Linked DNA regions of Homo sapiens: regions 1 and 2 are each linked to region 3. The links are chromatin contacts, found by Hi-C or POLR2A ChIA-PET in ENCODE. All regions are on one chromosome and are shown on one strand. Each heading gives the region's core, a stretch centred on a gene start or an enhancer-like site at or near the end of the contact. The rest is flanking DNA. Distances are from core to core; before and after follow the strand shown.

Region 1 (2,706 bases), core at 161-2,660, 620 kb before region 3:
CCCAAGACTTTCCTGGATGTCATCTATTAATATTACAACAAGAAACAGATGCACCTCTACTTAGAATCATAAACTCTTCTGCTGCTAAGAATCCTGAGACTTGTGATCTGGACCAAAACCCTTAGAACAGAGCAGAAGATATATTTTGCCACTCTTTTTCTTCCTGTGAAAACAGAAACAGAACAAAACAGGCTATGTGTATGTGTGTGTGCATCCTTCATATGTGGAATTGTTTTTTAAGCCATTTAACTAAGATGAGTATTAGCAACAATTACTTAAGAATTCCTAAATATTTCAGACAAAGATGTGTCTCCAGGAGGAACGGCTCCTATGAAAAGTATAGTTCTAACCAAAAAAGTATAGTTCTAACAAACACAGGTAGCTCTGTTAAAAACTGTACCCTTCTTACACATCAAAAGTCTCGAAAAGGAAACTCTTAGTTCCAAAAATAAGTTATGATGAAAACTTAACCACTGAAATTTTAATTATATGCTGTATTTAGCATTTTCAAATATCACATTCAGAAAATTTCAGACTGAACACACACTCTGGGGAATTTTGTGAATCACTGTGTTGTTATTAAGAGAAAAGCACATGCTAAACAAAATATAGCGGCACAGCGAGGCAAATGAGAGGAGACGTGCTACAAGAAACAAATTCTTGCACGACCAGGCTATCTGCAGCTTTGAGGAGAAGAGTTGGTAGTACATGAACCCATCACACACTAGTAACAATAGCCTCTAATTTCCCTCTATCACTTTTCTTCATAAAATATATTCACCTCCCACAGATTACGCGAACTGATGGGGCAAGTTTCCGGTTGGCAAACATTCATATCAGCCAATTTGCCAATGAGAACAATTGGCAGTGTTCTACTTTCAACATAAATTCCTAAGGTCTTCTCCATTTGGGGGCAATTACAGCTGTAAGATTACAGTTTCCTACAGTTCTCCAAAGCAAAGCAGTTGCTTCTAATTATTCCTTCATTTTAAAGCAATTAAGCCAAATGTTATTTGATTTCATTCAAGTGAATAAATATTGAGTTCTTCCTAAGATAAACCTCTAGAAAGCCAGAGTTTACACTGCCAGTCAGCAAATAAAATTCACAGTGATAAGGTATATCAAAGAAGTAAATATATAATTCTCCAGGAAGAAAGGAGCAGCAGCACCTACTGCACAGAGACCACAGGGTCTACTCTCTCCTACAGTGTTACGAGCACTGAAATGTTCAGTGGTTGGAGAAAATGAAAAGCCAGGTCTGACAAATACACAAATTTGGTCCTCAGTCCCTAAAATTAGAAATAAGTTTCCCCATCAGAATGAGGATGAACATTTCATTCACTCACTTACTCATTGCAGTTACAGAAATGAGTAAGAAACCATCCGTGACCTGAATAAGTTCACAGCAAGGTAGGCAGAGGCAAAGGGACAATAGGGTGCAGTGGTGTGCACCATGACAAAGGGGAAGTGCTAGGGAGGCACACAGGAGAGGCACCAAAAACAGACAGGCCAACCAAGGCCATTACCTATGCTGTATTTTGCAGAGAAATAGGAGTTAACCAGCAAAGGGAAAGGTGTTCCTATTACAATGACAAGGAGATGAAAGAAACCATGGTATATCAGGTGATGGTCTAATGGAAGGGAGATAAGGCTCTGAACTACACCGATGACAGAGGCACACAGACATCAAAGAGGTGAAAATACCCCATCAGTTGAAGAATTTTGCTTTTCAGTGTGTGAGAGATGAGGACACATTTATGCCCCTTTTGGAAACTTTACTGAAATTTTATGATTTGGGGAGAAAAGTAAACGTAGGACATTATTACAGTTCCTAGATTTGATGAACTAATAATTTTTAAAATGTGAATTGAGAAGGGAGAGGAGGGGCTCAAAAATATGAATTGATAGATAAAACATCCTGAAAATACACCCACAATTTTTTTTAGTACTTGGAAAATAAATCTGAAAATAATTTGAATAATCAACAATGACTTAATGCAACATGTAACACTTTTGAATAGTGGAAAACCTCTTACAAATTTGAGGAAAGTGCATTTAGCCAATGAAAAATTCTATATTTAATATATAAATTAGTTGTGCATAGTGTTAGAATTACAATATAACTAGATTAGAACCAAAAAGGTAAATCAGATTCTGGGTCTGATTTTTAGATTATAAACAAGAAATCTAAAATCAAACACTAACAGATTTGTCTTACCGAGTTTTTAAAGATATGACAATCTAGAGAAACAACAGTGACAGTAGACAAAAATTACTGCTGCCCTTTTATTAGCCTTAGTCGGCAACTTCTGTTTTTAATTGTTTTCATTCATTTGCTTAATTGAAACCAAAGCTGGCCAAGTGACTCAAGAATGAGTCACAGCTCCCCTCCTGGAGTAGCCACAAGCCTGACTGTGGCATACTGCATGCACTAAGCCTGAATTTCAAGTTGGAGAAGAATGCATGACAAAATGCCAAGGGCTGCTGACATTGCCAAAGAAGTTGTCAGGACCATAAGGATGTCCTGAGAGTAGAATTCCCTGCACTTCCTTTCCTGGTTGGAATTTATGCACTTATGCCTCATCGCAAACCACAGAAAAGATACACCTGTGTCACGCTGCTCCTTCCCCGACCGATCTTGTGATTTGATACACATCATTCCTTAAAAGGAAGGGACATCTGAGAGGGCACCCCTTTTACTTACTT
Region 2 (3,108 bases), core at 417-2,916, 650 kb after region 3:
GGTGAGGGGCCCTGGGGGGTAAGTTCCTCAGACACCAAGCGATTCTCCAGTGGACATTGGCTAAGCATTCTATAATTCAATTCGATTCTGATTCTGACACTAGCTACCTGGAGGTAGTGTCAGATTCCATGGGGTAAGGGCTTGATCCCACTAGACTGCTCCTCTTCAGATGCCAATTGCAAGTAGTAGATTTCACCTATACTTCTTAGCAGCTATAAACTGGGGCTCCCACTACCCCCTCCTTTGGTCTGATTAATTTGCTGAGAAGGCTCACAGACCTCAAGGAAACATTTACCAGTTTATTATAAAGGATAGTACAAAGGGTACAAATGAACAGCCAGATGAAGAGATGGATAGGGCAAGGTGTCAGGGGTGCAGAGCTTCCATAACCTTTCTGGGCAAGACACCCTCCTGGCATCTCCACATGTTCAACAACCCTGAAGCTCATCAACTCTTGTTGTTCGAGCGTTTATAGAGTTTGATGTCCAGCTCCTCCCCTCCCCCTTTCCTGGAGGTTGAAGGGTGGGGATGAAAGTTCCAATCCTCCAATCACTTGGTCTCTCTGGTGACTGGCCCCATCCTAAGGTTATCTAGGGCCCCCATCCTAAATCACCTCCTTATTATAAACTCAGGTGTTATCAAAGAGACCCATTACGTATAACCCAGGAAATTCAAGGGTTTTAGGGGCTGTGTCAGGAACCAGGGACAAAGCCCAAATATATTTCATATTATAAATAAATAATATGATAGTTAGCTATGTCACACCCTCATCTCAGGAGTCCATGACGGCGGTATAAGATCAAGAAGGTCTTAGCACATCTAGCTTCGAGAAGGCATTGGAAGTGAGGCTTTAAAGTTTCTGCAGAGTGGAAGGATTGGGGGTGGGGGTGGGGGAGGAGATCACCTGTTCCCAAATCCTTCAAATAATCTCTTGTTATCAGGGAGATTCTTTGATAACTTTGGCTTCACTCGGCAACTAGAATATTTCATTTAAAGGTCTGAACATTATAAAATCAAAGTATGATACAAACCGTTCTTCAAGACGCTTTCAAATTGACCCAAGACATGACCTCAACACCTTATACGGCGTTCAAATCTGCTTAATGTCCCTTTGGAAAAGTTTTCTCTCGTCTCTCTCTAAAAGACAACCGCACTTTCCCAAAGCTGTGCTCTTAAGAGTTGGTAAAGTGACAATTTGGTTTATCCAATAATCAGATTAATAAAGGTATACCATTTCTAAGGCACGAGAGCAGGAATCTTAAGCTGAGGTAGCCCTGGGACTAAATATGCCATCCTCTTGTATCAAGATGGAGAAGACGGCCGAGGTTCAGGGAAAGAGCCCAGTGGAAGAACCCAACCTAGTGAGAGGAAAACGGGCACCTGGTGAAGGCCCCGGCCTCTAAGCTAGGGATGAGGGGACAGGCCTCTGCCTAGCCTGAGACAGGAGTAGGAAACTGAGGCATTCACACTTTTATGTGGCGATCACAGTTCCTGCAGACTGTAGCAGAGCTGGGGAGCAGGAACCAGAGGTATAGTCCCACGCCCACCCACTCTCCCCTCCCCTCCCTCCGCGGCCCCGCCTCCAACCAGCCGCTTCCGGTCGCGGGGAGGGTCGCCTGCGGGCTCCAGCTGCGCCTGCGCAGGAAGGGCGGGTCAGCGCGCCGGCGCAGTGCGGCGGTCACAGGCTGAGTGCTGCGGCGCGATCCTTGCTTCCCTGAGCGTTGGCCCGGGAGGAAAGAAGATGGTGCTGGATCTGGATTTGTTTCGGGTGGATAAAGGAGGGGACCCAGCCCTCATCCGAGAGACGCAGGAGAAGCGCTTCAAGGACCCGGGACTAGTGGACCAGCTGGTGAAGGCAGACAGCGAGTGGCGACGATGTAAGTACCGGGACGGGCGGGTTACCTCCTTGATGCTAAACCCAATTTTCTCTCTCAAATCCAGCCACCGCTCCTGAGGCCACAGCTTCCACCCTTCGTCAGACCCCCTCCCAGGGTGCGGTGGCTCCGAGGTTCTCCCCATCCCCGAAAACACAGCCTGGTCGCCGGGGTCATCCCACTTTCTCCTCCACCCGGGCGGAGCGAGGTCCCTTCCACGCGTGCTCAGTGCCGTTCGCTGCCAGTGTGCGTACGCACGCGCATCGGGAGCTGTCAAGCCTTCCTGCCCCAGGGGTTGCCAGAACATGCCGGGGCGGGAGGTTGTGGGGTCTACGCGGCTTTCCTAACACGAATCTTTGGTCCCCCCCAGTCTTTTTCTCATCTTCAGCAAGGCCAGAGTGGTTTTCCTTTGTTTTGATAGGATCAAAGGCTTCTCCTGAGACTGCGTCACTTCTGCAACACAGTAGATTCATTCCTTCGGTATCGGAAGCATTTCGGGGCGTTGGAGGCCGCTCTTGGCCAAAATAAATGACCCTGAAGCTTTTCGGAAGGCCATCCCCCGACCTATGGGCATACCTTTAAGAATTAGAAAAGTCTTTTCCGTGGTAGATCAAACGCGAGGGGAGTGAGGAGGCGAGCAAAAGATTGTAATGACTGAAGCTGTTTAATTGTGATTTGTGGACGTTTTCCTTTAAAGACATTGGCAGAGTTGGGCTAGAACCTGGAACTGCCGGATCTTGGAGTCATATCGGGCATCTATCATGAAGCCGAATAAAACCATAGAACCATCTGCCCATAAATCTCTGCCTGTATTAACTGGAGTGGTCGCTGGTTGGGCGGATGCTGTCAAGTACTTGTGATTTGATTTGTCTGATGCAATAGGTCTGCAACCATCTGGGAGCTAGGTCGATGACAGTACACTGCAAAGGCAGCCACTATCCAAGAGTGTGATGGATTTCTATTAGGAAAATTGATTTTCTCCTGTTTATAAGGATCTTGGATGTCAAAAGAATATTTGTTTAACTTGAGTTTTGTGCTGATTCTATGTCTTAGGCCCTCTATTGTAGTAGTTTGTTTGATTGTGAGATTCCACACTTGACCTGAAGTTTCGAGTTGCAATGGAATTTAATTTTGCCACATTTTTTGTTTAGGATAAAACTAGCCTGAGCACTGTTCTACTGAATCTGAAGTCAGGAGTATCAGATTTTTGTGTCAGTCCAGCCCTTAGCCAGTG
Region 3 (3,076 bases), core at 407-2,906:
TTAAATATTCTTCAGAGTAACTCATCCTTATCCACCTTTTGGGCTTCAGCCATCAGCGATTACCTCAATTCCCAAATGTATATTTTCAATTGCCAATGCATTTTTATGAGCTAAGGCTGCCTCTCTCTCCCTAGATGTACTGCAAGCAGATCCCATAAAGACTCATTATCTCTTCCATTCCCAACCTGCCCTCCTCTTGCTTTCAATGTTCAGTCAATGAAATTAACATTCATCCAGTGCTCTAAATGACAAATCTCAAAGTCCCCAAATGCATCTCACTGTCTTTGCCCCCTGTCCTGCAGGGTAAGAAGCTTTATCCATTACCAAATCCCCACCCCCGAACCTGCCTCTGAATCTTTTTTTTTTTTTAATTTATTTCTCCTAGAACAACTTACCCCACTTTGTCCCAAATCATTTTCATCCTTTGAAATTCAGAAAACTGATTAACTTCAATTAATTGCTTCTCTGAGTTCTACATAGCTTGGTGCTAGGTTGTGTTTTTTTAATGACCTGTCTAAACATGTCTTCCTCACTAGATTGTAAAATTCTTGAGGGCAGTTATTGGCTTTTGGTTATGGGGTCTAGCCGATGATTGACATTTTAAGCAATTTTTTTATATGAATGAATGAGTAAACGAGTAAACTGAGAAAGAAAATATTTTCAATTAAACCCTTTCAGAATTACTGTGGCAGAATCTGAGTGAAAATGACAATAACTCAGTTTAAAAACATGAACATCACGTAACCAACTTTGTAACATTCATTGTAACAATACATGCATGATTACAGAAGGCAGGTAATTGTTATTCCCCTAGGGAGATTTTTTTTTAAGCCTGCTCTGAAGATTTTGTTTTGTTTTTAAGACAGGGGCTTGTTCTGTTGCCCAGGCTAGAGTGCAGTGGCGCGATCTCCGATCATTGCAAGCTCCGCTTCCCCGGCTCAGGCTAACCTCCCTCCTCAGCCTCCCGAGTAGCTGGGATTACAGCGTAGCCATGCCAGACTGCCTGCAGAATTTGATTTTAAGCATTTCAGTTCTCAGTATAGACAGACAAATTTTTAAAGGGAGGGTATTATTTTAACTGCTTCTTTGCTCTTTTATCTTTTGTCCTGGGTGACAGGAACTAGATAAGCTATACCCCAGAGAAAGCGCCTGCAGCAGTACGGTGCCTGGGCCCTTGATAGTCCCTCAGCACATCATTTTCCTTTTTCCTACCTTATCTTCCTTTTATATTTGAAGGCTCGTGAATTTAGAGTACCTAACGGAAATTTTAGTTTTAGGATTTCAATTTGACCAAAACAACGCTGAGATTTTAATTGCCTCTATTAACCCATGGCTCTCAAACCCAAAGGAAAGAAACCACTGGAGGGGGTGGGGGAGAAAGGAGGCGGTGCAAAAACTGAAAAGAAAGGCGGAGAGGAAGCGGTAGAAGGAAGCTTTCTCTGTCGGGTTTGTCTTTTTTTAACCCCAGAAAGGCGTGACGTGCTAACTGCCGTCGCGGGTTAGAGTCCGCGGCCAAGCCCGCGCCCGCCCACAAAGTCCCCGCCCTCCCTCCGGCTTCCGCCCCGCCGTGCGCTGCAGGCCGCGGCCGCTGGGGGCGCCCCCGACCCCCGAGGCGCTGAGGCGGCGGTTCCTCGAGCCTCGCCTCTCCCGACTCCCAGACGGGCGGCAGCGGCGGCGGAGGCGGCGGCGGCGGCGGCGGCGAGCTGAGCACCAAAAGGGCGCTCACCTCCCCGGGCGAGCTGCAGCACGACCGCTCCCCGCGGGCGGTCGGGGTCCGCGCCGCAGCTGCCGCCGCGTTCCGGCCCAGGCTGCCGCGAGAGGCGGCGGCAGCGGCCCCGGCCGCGGCCGGCCTGCGGCGCCCCCCGGCCGCGCCCCCGCGCACAGCTCGCGGCCCCGGCCATGGGGCTGGGCTGATCCGGGGCTCGGCCAAGCTGAGGCGGCGGCGCCCGGCCGTGCGCCCAGCTTGCAGGCGCCTGGCTCTCACGATGATGAAGAAGAAGAAGTTTAAGTTTAAGGTGGACTTCGAGCTCGAGGAGCTCTCCTCAGTGCCCTTCGTCAATGGGGTCCTCTTCTGCAAGATGCGGCTGCTGGACGGCGGCAGCTTCACCGCCGAGTCCTCCAGGTAACTCGCCTCCCGCGCCGCCTCGCCCCTTTCTGCTTGGCCAGGGCTTGTTGGATGGGCAGCATCTCTCCTTGGCCCATTTGCTCGCCTTTCCCTAGGGACCGCTCTAAAATCAGTCGAATTTATTGATCTGCAAAGTGCTTTGCAAATGGGTTCTTCTCAGCTGGCCTTGGTTCCTGCGCTCCTGACTCCAGATGGTGCCTGGTATCTGCTCTTCCCTCCCAAATCCTCTAGGAATGGGAGCAATGGCCAGAGAGGGAGGATGCTTCTGTTTTCTCTTAAGACATTTCCATATTTGTGAAATGCAAAGTAGAACTTGAGCTGTTAAAAACTAAAATAACCCAAACTGCAGGAGTTCCAAGAGCCCAGCTCTGAACAGAAACCTGTGCTTAGCACAATTCCTTCTCCCTTGTAGATTACAAGGGGACTTGGCCACCCACTCTGAGGCTGGGGTAGGCCTGGCCAGGCTTGACTTGAGTCAAGTGCTCCTGGCAGACGAGACAACGGTCTGTGCCTCATCAGAGAGCGGCGTCTCCAGTTAGGCGCTAATGCTGGATGAATTAGTCTTGAAGTGGCCACTAGTAGGTCTCCTTGTGGGAGGGCTTAGAGCCAGATGGGGAGCCCAGGCCCTGCCCTCATTTTAAAATGAGCCCCTGGGCACTCCCAGAGAGAGGCATTAGCAGGTTACAGAATGAAGCTATTAAATAATAGGTGTGGCATTAATAATAGGTGTGGCAGTGTTTCTTGAGTAATTTCAGAGCTACTCACAGGTTGACAGATGTACCCTAAGGTGCTTTCTTTAAAATATATACATAGAGAGAGAAAACAATTTTTTAAATGAACTTTTGAGTTCCTGAGATCAAGAAGGGTTAAAAGTTAATGTTATTTTGCCCATATATACTGGTCTTAGGCTTTATTTCTGCCCTAAAAATATTCTACTTAAAAAAAATTCCG

Evidence for each region. A loop is a pair of places that touch in the nucleus more often than their neighbours do. ChIA-PET counts read pairs that join two places held with the same protein, here RNA polymerase II (POLR2A). Pooled maps may share reads with other maps.
Region 1: a loop to region 3 is called in a pooled map, with 16 times the contacts of the local background. The contact joins the enhancer-like site here to the promoter of EEIG2 in region 3. A Hi-C loop is called at or near these places in 6 of 37 single-sample maps with no recorded cell type and 9 of 50 pooled maps.
Region 2: a pooled map shows a loop between it and region 3 (7-fold over the local background). The contact joins the promoter of SARS1 here to the promoter of EEIG2 in region 3. A Hi-C loop is called at or near these places in 6 of 50 pooled maps. POLR2A ChIA-PET finds 5 or more read pairs at or near these places in 2 of 52 experiments (CD4-positive, alpha-beta T cell and WTC11).

What each region holds. Positions count from the first base shown.
Region 1 is chr1:107,934,246-107,936,951 of GRCh38, forward strand. All of the region lies in intron 1 of VAV3 (vav guanine nucleotide exchange factor 3), which reads right to left. Among named protein-coding and RNA genes, the nearest start is that of VAV3-AS1, 29 kb to the right of the region's middle. RefSeq lists an enhancer at 2,031-2,567. Within about 2 kb of position 1,411, at least 15 of the 41 ENCODE cell types and tissues checked have a DNase peak (open chromatin) inside an H3K27ac peak, as active enhancers do.
Region 2 is chr1:109,212,252-109,215,359 of GRCh38, forward strand. It overlaps SARS1 (seryl-tRNA synthetase 1), which reads left to right and starts at 1,667. Exons shown (of 11, transcript NM_006513.4): 1 at 1,667-1,877. The coding sequence starts at 1,742. RefSeq lists a silencer at 1,461-1,680 and an enhancer at 1,731-2,090.
Region 3 is chr1:108,558,444-108,561,519 of GRCh38, forward strand. It overlaps EEIG2 (EEIG family member 2), which reads left to right and starts at 1,657. Exons shown (of 11, transcript NM_001010883.3): 1 at 1,657-2,122. The coding sequence starts at 1,986. RefSeq lists a silencer at 1,318-1,857 and enhancers at 2,248-2,347, 2,811-2,860.